Regions from separate parts of the Homo sapiens genome. Here region 2 is linked to region 1. Evidence: chromatin loops called from intact Hi-C (ENCODE). Cell type or tissue: HepG2. All regions are shown on one strand.

Evidence for each region. Peaks named below come from ENCODE experiments on the same cell type or tissue, not always from the same donor. Only the 100,000 strongest peaks of a DNase experiment are listed, where the experiment ranks them.
Region 2: it touches region 1 in a loop (7-fold over the local background); 6 of 110 quality-filtered maps call a loop at or near these places.

What each region holds. Positions count from the first base shown.
Region 1 is chr10:5,068,540-5,076,539 of GRCh38, reverse strand. All of the region lies in intron 3 of LOC107984198 (a long non-coding RNA gene), which reads right to left. LOC124902366 (a long non-coding RNA gene) reads left to right here and starts at 3,571. Exons shown (of 2, transcript XR_007062039.1): 1 at 3,571-8,000. It also overlaps a transcript of AKR1C3 not described here. In HepG2, no CTCF peak of the experiment used is centred here; DNase peaks (open chromatin) are centred at 4,669 and 5,309; H3K4me3 peaks cover 1,733 bases.
Region 2 is chr10:4,943,109-4,951,108 of GRCh38, reverse strand. No RefSeq gene overlaps it. Among named protein-coding and RNA genes, the nearest start is that of AKR1C1, 16 kb to the left of the region's middle. RefSeq lists an enhancer at 3,038-3,332. In HepG2, no CTCF peak of the experiment used is centred here; DNase peaks (open chromatin) are centred at 3,188 and 3,848; H3K4me3 peaks cover 358 bases.

The sequences.
Region 1 (8,000 bases):
GGAAACTGCAAAATTTTATAAAGTAGTGTCTTAGTCCATTTCCTGCTAATATAATGGAATACCTGAGACTGGGTAATTTATGCAGAATAGAGATTAGTTTTTTACAATTCTAGAGTGGAGAGAGAGAGAGAGAGACAGAGAGAACAAACTCAACTTTTTATCAGGATTTCAATCTCCGATAACTAACTCACCTGAGATAATAGCAATAATTAATGAATGAGGCAAATCCCTCATGATCTAATTATCACTTAAAGGTCCCACATCTCAACACTATTGCATTGAGGATTAAGTTTCCAACACATGGACTTTGGAGAACACATCAAACCATAGCAAGTAGGTAACACAGAATTTTAATTTCCTAGGACACAACTACTAGAGTTGTTGCTATGATTTGAGAACTACTGTTACATCATCTTATTTAAGTGTGTTTTGTGTGTTTGCAACCGTAAAAACAGGCTTAAATGCAAGTGAAAGGTGGTTGCTAAAAGGATCCTGGGTGATTCCAAAAATAAAGGGTGAAACAACTGGGATTTGAATAGCTCAGAAACCAGTGCAGCTCAGGATATCTTAGCCCCAGCAACCTGTGCCCCTCCATCTCTCTAGAGCCCCCCTAGTAATACATCCGAGCCCCCGTGACTCCCATATTCCTTGACTTTTTTTTTTTTGAGATGGAGTTTTGCTCTTATTGCCCAGGCTAGAGTGCAATGGCATGATCTTGGCTCACTGCAACCTCTGCCTCCCGGGTTCAAGTGATTCTCCTGCCTCAGCCTCCCGAGTAGGTGGGATAGGAGGCATGCACCACCATGCCCGGCTAATTTTGTATTTTTAGTAGAGACAGGGTTTCTTCACGTTGGTCAGGCTGGTCTCAAACTCCCAACCTCAGGTGATTCGCCCACCTCAGCCTCCCAAAGTGCTGGGATTACAGGCATGAGCCACAATGCCTGGCCATTCCTTGACAAATGGCTTTTTTCCACATGACAAATTCCCTTGGGAAAAGCTCTGATTGAGAATAAGTGTCTACCAGTAGATCAATCCTTTATGGTCCGACAGGGTGTTAAAAAAAACTTATTTATGACATTTCCTAAAACACAGTGAGAAATACTTCACTCAAGGGGGGCCATGGCGTTAGATGTAGGGCCACTTAATTTGGGTCTTTCTGTGGGAGAGCGATCATGCTGGTGGGGGCCAAGGGAAAAAATTTTCTCTACCTTCTTAAGTTCACTAAAAATTCACCTAACAAAAGGCAGATTAGAAAGAGAAAAGGCACACAAACTTATGACCATGTGTAGGGGAGAACCACAGAGCAACGTGTAAACCATCTAAGTTTATAAAAAAAAAATGAGAGAGGGACTTAAATCTTGGCAAAACAGATTGTAGTGGCAACATGGGTTATGGGAGGGAGAAAAGAGGAGGCCTGGCTAGCAGAGGTCTTGTTATTGTCAACCAAAGAATGATGAGACAGGTCTCAGTAATTTTAGGAGATTTATTTGCCAAAGTTGAGGATGCACCCAGGAGACAGGTCTATGCCTTTCTCTGATTTTGAGGGCTCCAAATTTAAAGGGGAAAGGGCGGGATATTGAGAAGCACACAGTTCTCACATCAACAACAGGGGGCAGAGGAAAAATATGGGGACTCTGCATTTTACATAAGATAACACAGACAAAATGGGGTAGGTGAACAATCGGAAATGCATTTGTGTCTGTGGGGTGACCGCAACTGTAAAGATAAGCTATGGATTTGTATCACCATGGTGAAGTTTCAACAGCTCACCAGGAATTTCCTTGTGGACAAAATATGGGGGAGGTGGGTAGCCTTTCATCTTGTAGCCATCTTATTTAGGAACCAAAAGAGGGAGGCAGGTTTTTGTGTCCCAGTTCCTGGCTAGAATTTTCTCTTTGGCTAAAAGAGTTTCGGGTACCAAAATTTAATCTTCTTGCACACTATGTCAATGAAACCTCACAGATAGCAGCACTTAAGAGAAGAGATGGAAAATGTTTTCTTCAGACCTTTAAAGATGTCAGACCGTCAGTTAATCTTTCCTAAGTCAAAGGGAAAGCCTCAGAGAAAGCCTGGCTGCATCCAAGCAGAGTTTCTCTACAGGTGCAAGCCTCTCTCATAACAGACAGTTTTCAGCTGTTCTTGTATTTCCTGCCCTTCTGAATAGCCATCTTGAAATTTGTCAAAATACTTTCTTTTAGAGTATGGACCCCCAAAATCTGAGAGAGGTCTCAGTTAATATAGAGAGTTTATTTTGCCAATATTGAGGACAAATGACCATGACACACCCTCAGGAGGTCCTGAGGATATGTGTCCAACGTGGTCGGGGCACAGCTTGGTATCATACATTTTAGGGAGACATGAGACATCAATCAACACATGTATGATGAACATTGGTTCAGTCCGGAAAGGTGGGACAACTTGAAGTGGGGAGGGGGCTTCCAGGTCATAGATAGATAAGAGACAAATGGTTACATTCTTTTGAGTTTCTGGTTAGCCTCTGCAAAGGAGGCAATCAAATATGTAATTATCTCGGTGAGCAGACGGGTGACTTTGAATAGAATGGGGGGCAAGTTTGTGCTGAGCAGTTCCCAGCTTGACTTTTTTCTTTAGCTTAGTGATTTTGGGGCCCTAAGATTTATCTTCCTTTCCCAAGAGTGAAATATTTTGGTTTCCTTCAAGCTCAACTCTGCCTTCAACCAAGACAAGTGGGGATTTACAACCACAGAACAGGGTGAGGTCAAGGAGGAAGAATTACTAACAAGAAGCACCCAAGGTGAGGGTGATGTTCTTGATAGCAGCAAGGCAGAAACTCTGGAATACCAAAATACAGTCATGGCAGTCTTTTCATTTTTCTCATGTCTCCTTGGTACTAATCAAATATGTCAATGCTCTGCCCTTGGCCCTCTTGAGAAGGTGGGGTTTTCAATTCTTCATATGGTTCTGTGATCTGGGCTGGAGCTGCTCGCTGAGTCATGTGGGTAAGACTGAGAGAGAAAGGGGGTCCATGTGCTCAGGACAGTGGATGTAATTGGGCTGTCCCACTGAGGAGTCTGTGTAGGGGAGGGTTGTTCTATGTCTTCCATTATGTTACCAAAGGTAGAAATTATGGGCCTATGGGGATCTCCAATCTCAATCTTTTACCTAATTTGGGACAACTGTCAAGTCTGTTCTCCTTTATATTGGAGAATAATGTTAAAAATGAAATCTCCTGCCATTCTACAAAACTCTCTATAAAGTAGAAAATAAAGAAAATAATTTTCTTATTAAAAAAGCATTAGGGCTGGGTGCAGTGGCTCACACCTGTAATCCCAGCAATTTGGGAGGCTGAGGCAGGCGGATCATGAGGACAAGGGTTCGAGACCAGCCTGGCCAACATGGTGAAATCACATCTCTACTAAGAATACAAAAATTAGCTGGGTGGGGTGGTGCCTGCCTGTAATCCCAGCATCTTGAGAGGCTAAGGCATGTGAATCACTTGAACTCAGGAGGCGGAGGTTGCAGTGAGCCAAGATTGTGCCACTACACTCTAACCTGGGAGAAAGAGCAAGACTCTGTCTCGAAAATAAATAAATAAACAAATAAAATTTAAAAAGCATTAAACCAGGCTGCAATGTGCATCACAGGTAACATGCTAAAGAGATTACAAAGACAGAAAGAAATCTCACCCCTTTATATAGCCAAGAAATATAATCCTTACATGCATCTTCTTGAGATAAATGATAACTGGTCTTCATGTAATAAGGCCTAACACCACCATTTTTTATAACATTCTTTCAAACATTCTTTTTATAACATTCTCCATCCTAAATTCACCTGGTAATTGGGGTATCCTTCTGTGCTAGACAGTCACCTTTATCCCAAGGAAAAATAACATTTCTTTATGACAAGCAGGCAGTTGTAGCTTGGAGTAAGGGGCCCATGGAGATAGGAAGTTATCTTTCTTGATATTTTCATTTCCAAAGAGTTGTCTCTCTTACCCTTAACACAACACTGGCAGGTTGCAATTCTGGCTAGAGGCTTAGTCAGCTTTTCAAAAAACTGACATGCATAATAAAGGGACTAAGGAAGAGTTTACAAATACAATTTTTTTCTTAAGAAAATAGTCTAAGACATGAGCATAGAAGAAAAGGTCTCTATCCTTATTGGCAACAGGAAAAACTCAGCTTTTACAAATGACCCTTACATTTGCCTAGAAACTTGAAGTTCAAGCAAGCATGCTTTCTAAACAGAAGGCTTTAAAGATTCTAATTGCAGTCACATACTCTCCTCCCTGAGGTGGATCATTACCTCGTATTTTAGTGATCAAATATAAGCATTTATTTTGACTTATGCCAGGGTTTGGCCATAAATTAAACACATTTGTAAATCCCTAATACTTAAATTGCTGCTCAATAGTACTAGAACCCAGAGATAAGTGTCACATAGGCTGGTCTTCATTCCCACCTGTCTGTAGCTATTAAATCATAAGAGCCAGAAAAAAAACAAATTCTGCTATTGCTAAAGTCAAAGACAAAGAAAGCTGGGTACTGATTAACATGGTGAGGACAGGTTTTATCAGTAACATAACATCGCAGTAGAGAAGAGGTCCAGCGTGAACTGAACTGAACTATGATCTATGCAAGATGACTCAGCATTTTAAAGGGAAAATGAGGGAGAAGGGAAAGGCTGAGCAGAGACTGAGTGGAATCAGCCAAGCGGAAAATTACAAAAAGTAGGAAGGGGCTGCTTGGGCCATGTGATTAGTCCCTCTGGGTTTGCTAACTGGAACTAAGGGAAGTTGGACTCCTGCCCTCTGTGAGACTGGGAGACAGGCATTTCTTCAGACATTGCTGGAACAAATACTGAATTCTTTTGGAAGCCGTGAGTTTTCTCAGGCTGGCTCTTTAACAGGGCTTGGTTATCTATTGATGTAGCCTTGAACTGTTAGAAATTATGTTTGGGTGTGTTCAGATCCTTACAGACCAAGGCGAGGCCTATTTCAAAAGAGACTCAGAGGAGCCTGGGGAAAGTCTGTTCAAGAAGAGAATCCGTGCCACTGTGTGGGGTGGTCTGTGCCTTAGTCACCGTGAGTTGTGAAAAACAGGTGTTACCAGTACTGACACGCCTCTAAGGAGTCTTTGTCATATTTGATTTGGTCCTCATGCTCTTTGGATTTTACTCTCATTATGTAGAGAGGGAATAGACAGAGCCCATGAGAGCAGGGAGAGTCTCTGCCACTGATCTCCCTTGCTTATTTATTCTCTTGCTCCTGATCTCTTACTCTCCTGCTTTGCACCATGGAGCACCACAGCAGGAAGGCTCTCATCCAATGAGATCACTATGGCCTTGGAATTTCCAGCCTCTGGAGCCATTAGCCAAATATACCTCTATTGTGTAAGAACCAGCCAGTTACAGTTATTTTGTTATAGCAACATAAAGCACAGTAAGATACAGCCATATAATTCTCTGTAAATAAGTGGAAATCCATTGTGAGGCAACAAAAAGAAATGTTTCCAGAGTAGCTGGGACAATCCACTTCAGCCCATCAATACCACCCCATAGAAGCAAAGCAGACATGAAGATCACCTATCAGGGCTCCTAAAATACCCCCAAAACACTGGTTAAGTCTAAGCCTCCTTCTAACAGGCTGTCTTAGTTCATGACAGCTGCTATAACAAAAGACTGCAGACTGGTTAGTTATAAATATCAGGCATGGATTGCTCACAGATCTGGAGGCTAGAAGCTCAAGATCAAGTGCAGACAAATTTAGTGTCTAGTGAGGCCCTGCTTCCTGACTCATAGATAGCTGTCCTCTTTCTATCCTCATGTCACAAAAGGGACAAGCACTCTCTCTTGAATCTCTTTAACAAGGACACTAATCCCATTTATTATGGTTCCACACTCAAGATCCAATTGAGACAGAAAAATAGGGTCTGGAGACAGGGAACACAAGGCCAATTCACACTTCAGCTATGACAGGAAATGTCCTCTCCATAAGGTATATTCCAGGTAAATGACTTTGTAACCTCACTTCACCCTTTTCATTTACATAGTGTGTACACCAGGCAACCAGTGAAAATCCCTAGAGAGTATTTAAACCCCCACAAATTCTGTAACGAGGCCCTTGAGCCACTACGCTCAGGCCCACTTCCACAATGTGGAGTGTACTTTTATTTTCCATAAATATCTACTTTTGTTGCTTCATTATTTCTTTGCTTTTTTGTGCATTTTGTTGAATTCTTTGTTCAAGATGCTGAGAACCTGGACACCCTCCACTGGTAACATATTTTGCTGAGCCAGCCAGGAGAAATTCCAGCAGAAGCTAGGCCCAAAGATTAGGATTTATTTCTCTCCTTTCCTTTCTGTTTCATACAGGGGAATCTCTCCTTGGTGGGCAGTGCCTAAACACAGAGAAAACTGCAGAATTCTGGCTATGGCCAGTGAAAACTAAGGGTGTCCATGTGAAGGCACCTAACCGTCACCAACCAGTTTGCTTAAGGGACCTGGGTCTTCTCTTTTTTTCCTTTCTTTCATTTTCAGCCTCTCAACAACTGCTTTCTAGCAGCTCCTTGAAAATTGAAGGCAATTGGCTGGAGTCACTCCCAGGTATTGCCTGAAGGCCTAGGAATGAATGGGACTATTTGCCCTGCGCAGAAGGCGGAAGGGCTCTTTTCCTTTTTTTTTTTGAGACAGAGTTTCACTCTTATTGCCCAGGCTGGAGTGCAATGGTGTGATCTCAGCTCACCACAACCTCTGCCTCCTGGGTTTAAGCAATACTCATGCCTCAGCCTCCCAAGCAGTTGGAACTACAGGTGCCTGCCACCATGCTGGGCTAATTTTTGTATTTTTAGTAGACGGGGGTTTCACCATGTTGGCCAGGCTCATCTTGAACACCTGACCTCAAGTGATCCACCTGTCTTGGCCTCTCAAAGTGCTGGAATTACAGGCATAAGCCACCATGCCTGGCCAGGAATTCTTGCTTTTTAGGGTTTCGCTTAAGTTTTAGGTTATAAGGATAAGAATTCTAGTTAACACATAATTCAGTAGGCAAAATGTGCTGGAAAAGATTATGTTAGTAGTGAGAAAAAGAATAACTTTGTATAATTCAGAAGTTATCAAATTCTAACTAACTTTTTGGATTTTAGGCTTCTAGACAGTTTAAGCATGTTGAATATACTTTCATAAATAGAATTTGAGTTCTATTTCTCTCTCTGCCTAATTTCTTCAAAATTTGTAAACTATTTGTGAATATTCTTAATTCATGGCAATATGTTTGTCTGCATACAGTTGAGCAGGGTCCCTAGGGCCACTCAGGGAGAAAGAACCCAGAAACCAGACATGCTTGCAAAAGAATATTTCTTACCAGTTAGTCTCTGGTCTCTTTCGCTCTGTGCAAACTGGTTAAATGAAAGGTAAAAGTCACCATTTGTCCCTTCTGTAAAGTTTTAAATTGGTTTAATAATAATATAAGAGCTTAAATCAAATATTTTGTCAGAAAAGTGAAAAATGTAATGCTTTTTATTTAGTTCATGTGACTTGAGTAATCTTTAGGAAATAAACAGTTTTAAAGATTATTGGTAAAATACAGTTGTCTTGAAAATGTAAACATGTGGTCTAAGTTATGTTCAAATATTAGGTTTGCTAAATGCTTTAAGGTCATAAACTGCTTCTTTGGTGTTTGAAATTTGTTTAACTTGCCTGCTTTCCAGCTAGGTAAGGCCTGAGGACAGCCCACTCGGGATGGCCCTGGGGGCTTCTGAGATGAAAGAGGCCTTCTTGGGAGGCTCCCAGCATTCCCTGTGCTCTTGCCTCTTCTCCCCTCTGCCTGCCTGAAGATCCCCCTGAGTCCCTGCCACCCCCTCTCCATGGGGAGTTGGCCATGCCCCTAACTATGCTGGAAACATTCTAATCTTATCAGAACACAACTTAGCAGGTTTTACATTACAATTAAGATTGCTAGGAGTCACCATTAACATGTAATTAAGATTACTAGAAACAGTTTTATATGCAAGATGTGTAAG
Region 2 (8,000 bases), 130 kb after region 1:
TCCTTCTGCTCTAATAACTCCAGGACTTCATGGGGCACATAAATCGTGATGGGCTGACCTAAAGTCATCCTCTTAGCTTCCTTGAGCAACAGGCAGGTGGCAGCTACTGCGCTGAGACAACGGGGCCAGCCCTTTGTCACTGAATCAAGCTGTTTTGAAAAATAAGCCACTGGTTGCAAATTTTTGCATTAGGACCCCAAGTGCTAGACCCAGTCTGTCATGCACATAAAGTTGGAAGGGTTTATGATAATTTGGCAGTCCCAAAGCTGGGGCAGATGTTAACTTATGCTTTAGTTGTTCAAATGCAGTCTGATGTTTTACTTCCCATACAAAGTGGTCGTGGTTGGCCCCTTTTAACAGTTCATATAGTGGCTTTACTGCCAGTGCCTAATTGGGAATCCAAATTCTACAGAACCCTGCATTCCCAGGAAGGCCCTCCACTACTTTCTGGTTCTGGGCATTGCGGCAGAGGCAATTGCATTTGGCCTCTCCTCTGCCAGGGCTCTGGTTCCTCTCTGTAATAGAAATCTTAAGTATTCTACAGTTTGTTTGCATATCTGTGCCTTTTTGCTCAAGACTTTGTACCCACAGGCTGCCAAATAGTTTAGAGTCTGTACAGTGTTATCTTGACACTCTTGCCTTGAGGGGCTTAAGATTAGCAGATCATCCACATATTGTAGTAGTGTCCCATTTTCCAACTGTAAGTCTCTTATGTTCCGAGCCACTGCTTCCCCAAATACAGTTGGGGAATTTTTAAACCCTTGAGGAAGCACTGTCCAACAGTATTGAAATCGTGCAAGCTGTTTCAGGGTCTGTCCACTCAAAAGTGAATAATAATTGACTTTCTGGGTCCACTGGTATAGAAAAGAAAGTATCCTGTAAATCTAACACTGTAGACCATTCATGGTCTCTGGGCAAGGAAGTAAACATAGTGTATGGATTGGTCGCAGTGGGGTGGATGTCTTCCACGATATCATTGGTCACCCTTAGATCTTTCATAAACCTGTACTTGTGTGAGTGAGGCTTCTTTACTGGCAGGATGGGTGTATTATACAAGGTCTGACAAAGTCTTATTAAGCCATGTCAAAAGAATCGAACCAGTACTGGCTGTATGCCTTCTAGAGTCTCTTTCTTTAGGGGTACTGTTTATTTTAATCAGGTCAGATACCTTCCTTTAGCCTGACTTTTATGGGATTCACATTAATTGTCCTCCCCAGTTGGTCGGAAGCCCATACTTCCGGCTTTACCTTATTGAGGACTTCCGGTGGAATCATCTCTACTTCAAGCTGTGGAGTTTTTGATTTCATCAGGAGGGCCTGTAGCTGCAATCTGGATTCTGGGGGTACCTGGAGGCACATTGGACGTTTCTCTGGTTCAAAGACAATTAATGCCTCTAACTTACACAAGAGATCTCTACCAAGCACAGAGGTTGGGCAGTCCCACACATAAAATAATTGATTAGCTATTATCAATACCTCATTGCCCACCTTGCAGGATAAGGGTCACAACCCCCCCCCCCCAACCAGTTTTAGCTCTCCATTCACCCCAACCATATTGACATAGGTGTCAGAAAGTCCACACTTTGGGATGTCAGTATCACCCGTATCAATTAAGAAGTCCAATTTTTGTTTCCCTACTGTCAGTTTTACCCGAATGTCCTGTGGTGAAATCCTAATGCTGGACAGGGTTGGAGCTTTTGGGAACTTTGGGCACCCTCGGTCCTCCTTGGATTTTTTCCAAACTTAACAGCCATAAGTGACTTGGGCTCCCCCTGACTCAGCTTGGGGCAGTCTTTCTTCCAAAGCACTGTCACCCTACAGTAAGCCCATTGATCTTTTTCTACTTTCCCTTTCCACCTTGGGGGTTCCTTTCTCTTCAGGTTTCCTCCCATGGCAGCTATGAGTATCTCTGCCTTCAGTAGTGCCTTGGTTTCCTTGGCTTCTCTGCTATTATAAGGCCTTGAACACAATGTCAATTAATTGAGAAGTGTTCATTCCAATAGCTCCCCTCCAGCTTTTGTAACTTCTTTGTGATGTCTGGGGCATTTTGCTCTATAAAAGTCATGTTTATCATTCTGACATTTTCAGGATCCTGCAGGTCTAAGTCTGTATGCTTTCTATATGTTTGACAGATACATCCATGAACTCTGAGGGAATCCTTGTTAGGCTTCTGCTGAAGCTCCTGCACTTTTTTCAGACTTTTAGGTCTCGGCACCCCTGACCTATCACCCTTTAGAATACTCCAGATGATTTGTCCAGGCCCCATCCTCCTCACTTGGGACCCAGTTTGGGTCAGCATGTAGAATCTTATCAGGGTCTGGGGTATCATCTGGGCTTTTTTCATGAAGACACCATGCTTCCTCCTTTCCATTGCCTAATGCTTGCTTTCTCTTGTCTGCAGTAAGCATAATATTTAGGAGGGCTTGCAAATTAGCCTAAGTAGGGTGATGGCTGGCAAAAATAGTGGTAAACAATTCAGTCATCTTCTGAGGATCTTCCCTGTAGAAAGGATTGGAAGTTTTCCAATTCAGTACATCAGATGTAGGAAAAGGCCTGTATGCCCAATAATATCGAGCTGAAGTCCCTTGCTGATTAATTCCCATGGGATATTGTCAGAGGGGAAATTGCCCTGCCCCAGCTTGGTAGATCTCCAGCCAAAATCAGTGCCTTGCCTAGTTCAGGAGGGAGAGACTATGTTTGCAGCCTCTTTATACTCCAGGGATGGTGGTTCCTCCACCTCTTGACTAAGTAATGTGGCACCAGTTTCAAGTGGGTTAAGCACATTTAACAACTGCTGACTCTCTAGCTCCTTTTCTTTCTCTCCCTGGGAGTCAGGACAAACTTTTTCCAAGTGGTGCACCATTAGTTTATTTCCTTTAACCTCTTGGTTATGTATCAACATAGATGTCTGAAAATAGGGTACTTTCTCTCATTTCCCTTAACACTGACAAAAAGTTTCAACGGAAAGATCATAAAATAGTTTAAAGATCTGAAAACAGGCCACTATTCTTTGAATCCTCATGTCAGGGCAGGAGCCCAACTTCCATTAGCTCTTGTTTGCAAACCCAGAGGGAATAATCACATTGGCCAACCAGCCCCTTTCTGTTTTTTGAAATTTTCCACTTTGCTGATTCCACTCAGTCCCTGCTCAGCCTTTCCCTCTCACCCGTTCTCCCTTAAAATGGTGAGTCACCTTGTATGAATCAAAGTTCAGTTCAGTCCATACTGGACCTCTTCCCTATTACAACACTGGATTACTAATAAAATCCATCGTCACCATTTTAACCAGTGTTCAACCTTGTTTATGTTCGACTTTAGCAATAGCAGAAATTTTTTCTAGCTTTCATAGTTAGTATCTACAGTCAGGTGAGAATGAAGGCTGACTAATATGACACTTACCTCTGGCTTCTAGTACTGAGCAGCAAGCTAAGTATTAGAGGTTTAAAAATATGATTAATTTCATAGCAAATTCTGGCATAAGTCAAAATAAGCACTTATATTTGATCATTAAAATATCAGGTCAATATCCACTTCATAAAGGAGATCATGTAACTGTAATTATGTTTCTTAAAGACTTCTGTTTAGAAATCATGTTTGCTTGATGTTCAAGTTTCTAGACTTCTCTAAGGGTCAATTGTTAAAACTGAGTTTTTTCTATTGCCAACAAGGATAGAGACTTTTCTTCTCTGCCCATTTCTTAGATTATTTCCTTGAGAAAAAATTGTATTTGTAAATCCTACCTCAGTCCCTTTGATATTCATGTAAATATTTTTAAAAGCCAACTAAGCCTCTTACCAGAATTGCAACATGTGAGTGTTTTGTTAAGGGTAAGAGAGCCAGCTCTTTGGAAATGTAAACATTAAAAAAGGAAAATTCCTATCTCCCTGGGTCCCTTGCTCCAAGCTACAACTGCCTGCTTGTCATGGAGAAATGTCATTTTTCCTAGTGATACAGGTGATTGACTAGCACAGATGGCTAACCCAATTACCAGGTGAATTTGGGATGAAGCCATGAAAGAATGTTATCAAAAAACAGTGTTGTTAGGCCTTCTTATGTGAGGACCAGTTATCATTTATCATGAGAAGATGTGTGTAAAGGCTGTACTCCTTGGCTTTTTAAAGAGGTCAGATTCATTTCTGCCTTTTAATCTCATTAGACCTTACCTGTGGTGCACATTGCAGTGTGGTTTAATGCCTTTTGAATAAGAAAATTATTTTCTTTCTTTTCTACATTTTTATGGAGGAGTTTTTTAGATTGGCAGGAGATTTCATTTTTAACATTATTCTCCAGTATAAAGGAAAACATACTTGACAGTTATGTACCAAATTAGGTAAAAGAAGATTGATATTGGATGTCCCCAGGGGCTCATAATTTCTACCTGTAGTAACATAACTTTCCCCTGTTTTCTGTAGACACAGAACTTCCCTCCCTTACACAGACTCCTCATTGGTACAGCCCAATTACATCCACTGTCCTAAGCATATGGACCCCCTATCTATCTCAATTCCACCCCCAGTGATTCACTGAGGGAGCAGTTCCAGCCTTGGGTCCCCAGATGATGTAAGGCATTGAAAACCCCACCTTCCCATAGAGGGCCAAGAGCAGAGCATGGGCATATTTGATTAGTACTGAGGAAATATGAGAGTAGGGAAACTTTGCTGTGACTGTATTCTTGTGCATTAGTGCATTCTCACACTGCTATAAAGAACTACCTGAGACTGGGTAATTTACAAAGAAAAGAGGCTTAATTGACTTACAGTTCCACAGGCTGTACAGAAAGCATGGCTGTGGAGGCCTCAGGAAACTTACAATCATGGAGGAAGGCAAAGGGGAAGCAAGCACATATTCACATTGCTGGCAGGGGAGAGAGAGAGAGAGAGAGGGAGGGAGAGAAATAGAGAAGAGGGAGGTGCTACACACTTTCAAACAACTAGATCTCATGAGAACCATATGATGAGAACAGCAAGAGAGAAGTCAGCCTCCATGATTCAGTCACCTCCCACCAGGCCCCTCTTCCAACAGTGGGAACTACAATTTCACATGTGATTTGGGTAGGGACACAGAGCCAAACCATATCACTCCGCCCCAGCCCCTTCCAAATCTCACATTCTTCTCACATTTCAAAAGACAATTATGCCTTCCTAACAGTCCCTGAAAGTCTTAACTTATTACAACATTAGATCAAAAGTCCAATTCTAAAGTCTCATCTGAGACAAGGCAAGTCCCTTTCAACTATAAGCCATAAAATCAAAACTAAGTCAGTTACTTCCTAGACACAATACGGGTATGGGTACTGAATAAATGCTTCTGTTCCAAAAGGGAGAAACTGGCCCAAACAAAGGGGCTACAGGCCCCATAGAAGTCCAAAACCCGGAAAGGCAGTCAATAAATTTCAAAGCTCCAAAATAATCTCTTTTGACTCCATGTCTCATATCAAGGCCACACTAATGCAAGAGGTGGGCTCCCAGGGTCCTGGGCAGCTCTACCCCTGTGGCTATACAGGGTAAAGGCCCCATGGCTGCTTTCACTGGCTGGCACTGAGTGTCTGCCGCTTTTCCAGGCACACAGTACAAGCCTTCAGTGGATATACCATTCTGGGTTCTGGAGGATGGTGGCCCTCTTCTCATAGCTCCACTAGGCAGTGCCCCAGTGGGAACTCTGTGTGGGAACTCAAACCCCATATTTCCCTTCCACATTGCCCTAGCAGAGGTGCTTCATAAGGGTTCCATCTTCACAGCAGCCTTCTTCCTGGATATTCATGCATTTTTAAACGTTCTCTGAAATCTAGGCAGAGGCTCCCAAACCTCAACTTTTGGACTCTGAGAACCTGCAGGCTTAACACTACATGGAAGTCACAACACACTGGGGCTAGCATCCTCTAAAACAATAGCTCAAGATGTGTCTGAGGCCCTTTTAGCCATGGCTGGGGCTGAAGTGGCTGGTATGCAGGGTGCCGTGTCCCAAGGCTTCACAGAGCAGTAGGGCCCTGGGCTTGGCCCATGAAATTATTTTTCTCTCCTAAACCTCCAGGTCTGTGATAAAAGGGGCTACCTTGAAGGTCTTTGAAATATCCTGGAGGCATTTTCCCCATTGTCTTGTCTATTAACATTTGGCTCTTCTTTATCTTGCAAATTTCTGCAGCTGGCTTGAATTCTTCCTCAGAAAATGAGTTTTTCTTTTCTACTACATGGTGGGGCTCAAGTTATTCAAACTTTTATGTTCTGCTTCCCTTTTAAATGTAACTTCCAGTGTCAGATAATCTCTTTGGGCATGCATATGAGAATATGCTGTTAGAGGCAGGCAGGACACATCTTGCTTCCTTTGACACTTAGAAATTTCTTCAGTCAGGTACCCTAAATCATCTTGCTCAAGTTCAAAGTTCCACAGATCTCTAGGGTAGGGACATGATGATGCCAATCTTTTTGCTAAAGCACAGGAAGAGTGACCTTTACTCCAGTTCCCAATAAGTTTCTCATCTCCATCTGAGAAATCCTCAGCCTGAACTTCATTGTCCATATCACTATCAGCATTTTCTACAGAAGTATCCAATTCTCTAGGAAGTTTAAAACCTTCCTTCATCTTTCCATCTTCTTCTGAACCCTCCAAACTCTTCCAGTCTCTGCCTACTATCCAGTTCCAAATTTGCTTTGACATTTTCAGGTATCTTTATATCAATGCCTCACTATTTGGTACCAATTTTCGGTATTAGTTTATTCTCCCACTACTATAAAGAACTACCTGAGACTGGGTAATTTACAAAGAAAAGAGGTTTAATTGACTCACAGTTCTGCAGGCTGCACAGGAGGCATGGCAGGGGAGGCCTCAGGAAACTTACCATGATGGAGGAAGGTGAAGGGGAAGCAAGCATGTCTTCACTTGGCTGGCAGGAGAGGGGGAGGTAGAGAGAGAGAGAGAGAGAGAGGCAGAGAGAGAGAGAGAAAGAAGGTGGAGGTGCTACATGCTTTCAAACAACCAGATCTTATGAGAATTCTATTATGACAACAGTAAGAGGAAAGTCAGCCCCCGTGATTCAATCTCTTCCCACTAGGCCCCTCCTCCAACACTGGGAATTACAATTTGACATGATTTTTCAGTGGGGACACAGAGCCAAACCATATCATTTGGTATTCCAGAATTTCTGCCTTGCTGCTGCCACCCTCATCTCTGGGTGCTTTCTCTTAGTAATTTTTCTCCTCTGACCTCACCGTGCTCTATGGTTATAAATCCCCTCTTGTCTTAGTTGGACTCAAAGTTGAGCTTCAAGGGAACCAAAACATTTTACACTAAAATACATTTATTTGACACATTTCAAGACAGCTATTCAGAAAAGCAGGAAATATTAGAAGGGACAAAAAGCTGTCTTTAGTGGGAAATACTTGCATCTGTAGAGAAAATTTGCATTGTTACAGCTGGGCTTTCTCTGAGAATCTCCCTTGGATAGAAGAAAGATTAACTGAGAATCTGATACCTTTAAAGGTCTAAAGAAAAACATTTCTCAGCTGTTCTCTCTGAGGGCTGCTTCCTGGGAGATTTCATCTAAATAATGAAACCTCTTTTGCTAGCCAGGCTTGTTCTTCTCTCCATCCCATAACCTGTGTTGCCACTGTAAAAAATTTTGCCAAGATTTAAGTGCAATGGTGCAATCACAATGCCCTGCAGCCTTGACCTCCTGGGTTCAAGCAATCCTTCTACTTCAGCCTCCCAAGTAGCTGAGACTACAGACAGGTGCCACTACACCCAGCTAATTTTTAAAATTTTTTCTTTTTAGCAGAGATGAGTTCTCAAGGTGTTTTCCAGATTGGTCTGAGCTGAAGAGATCCTCCTGGCTCAGCCTCCCAAAGTGCTGGAATTACTGGTATGAGCCACCATGCCTGGCCATCTGGCTGTTTTTCCTGCATTCTGCCTGTAATTATTTTTTAGGGTCTTTTTCCACATGTCTCATGTTCAGAGTCTCTAAGGCACATGGTGTAGCTGAGCTGATTCACCCCTGTCCTGTATAGA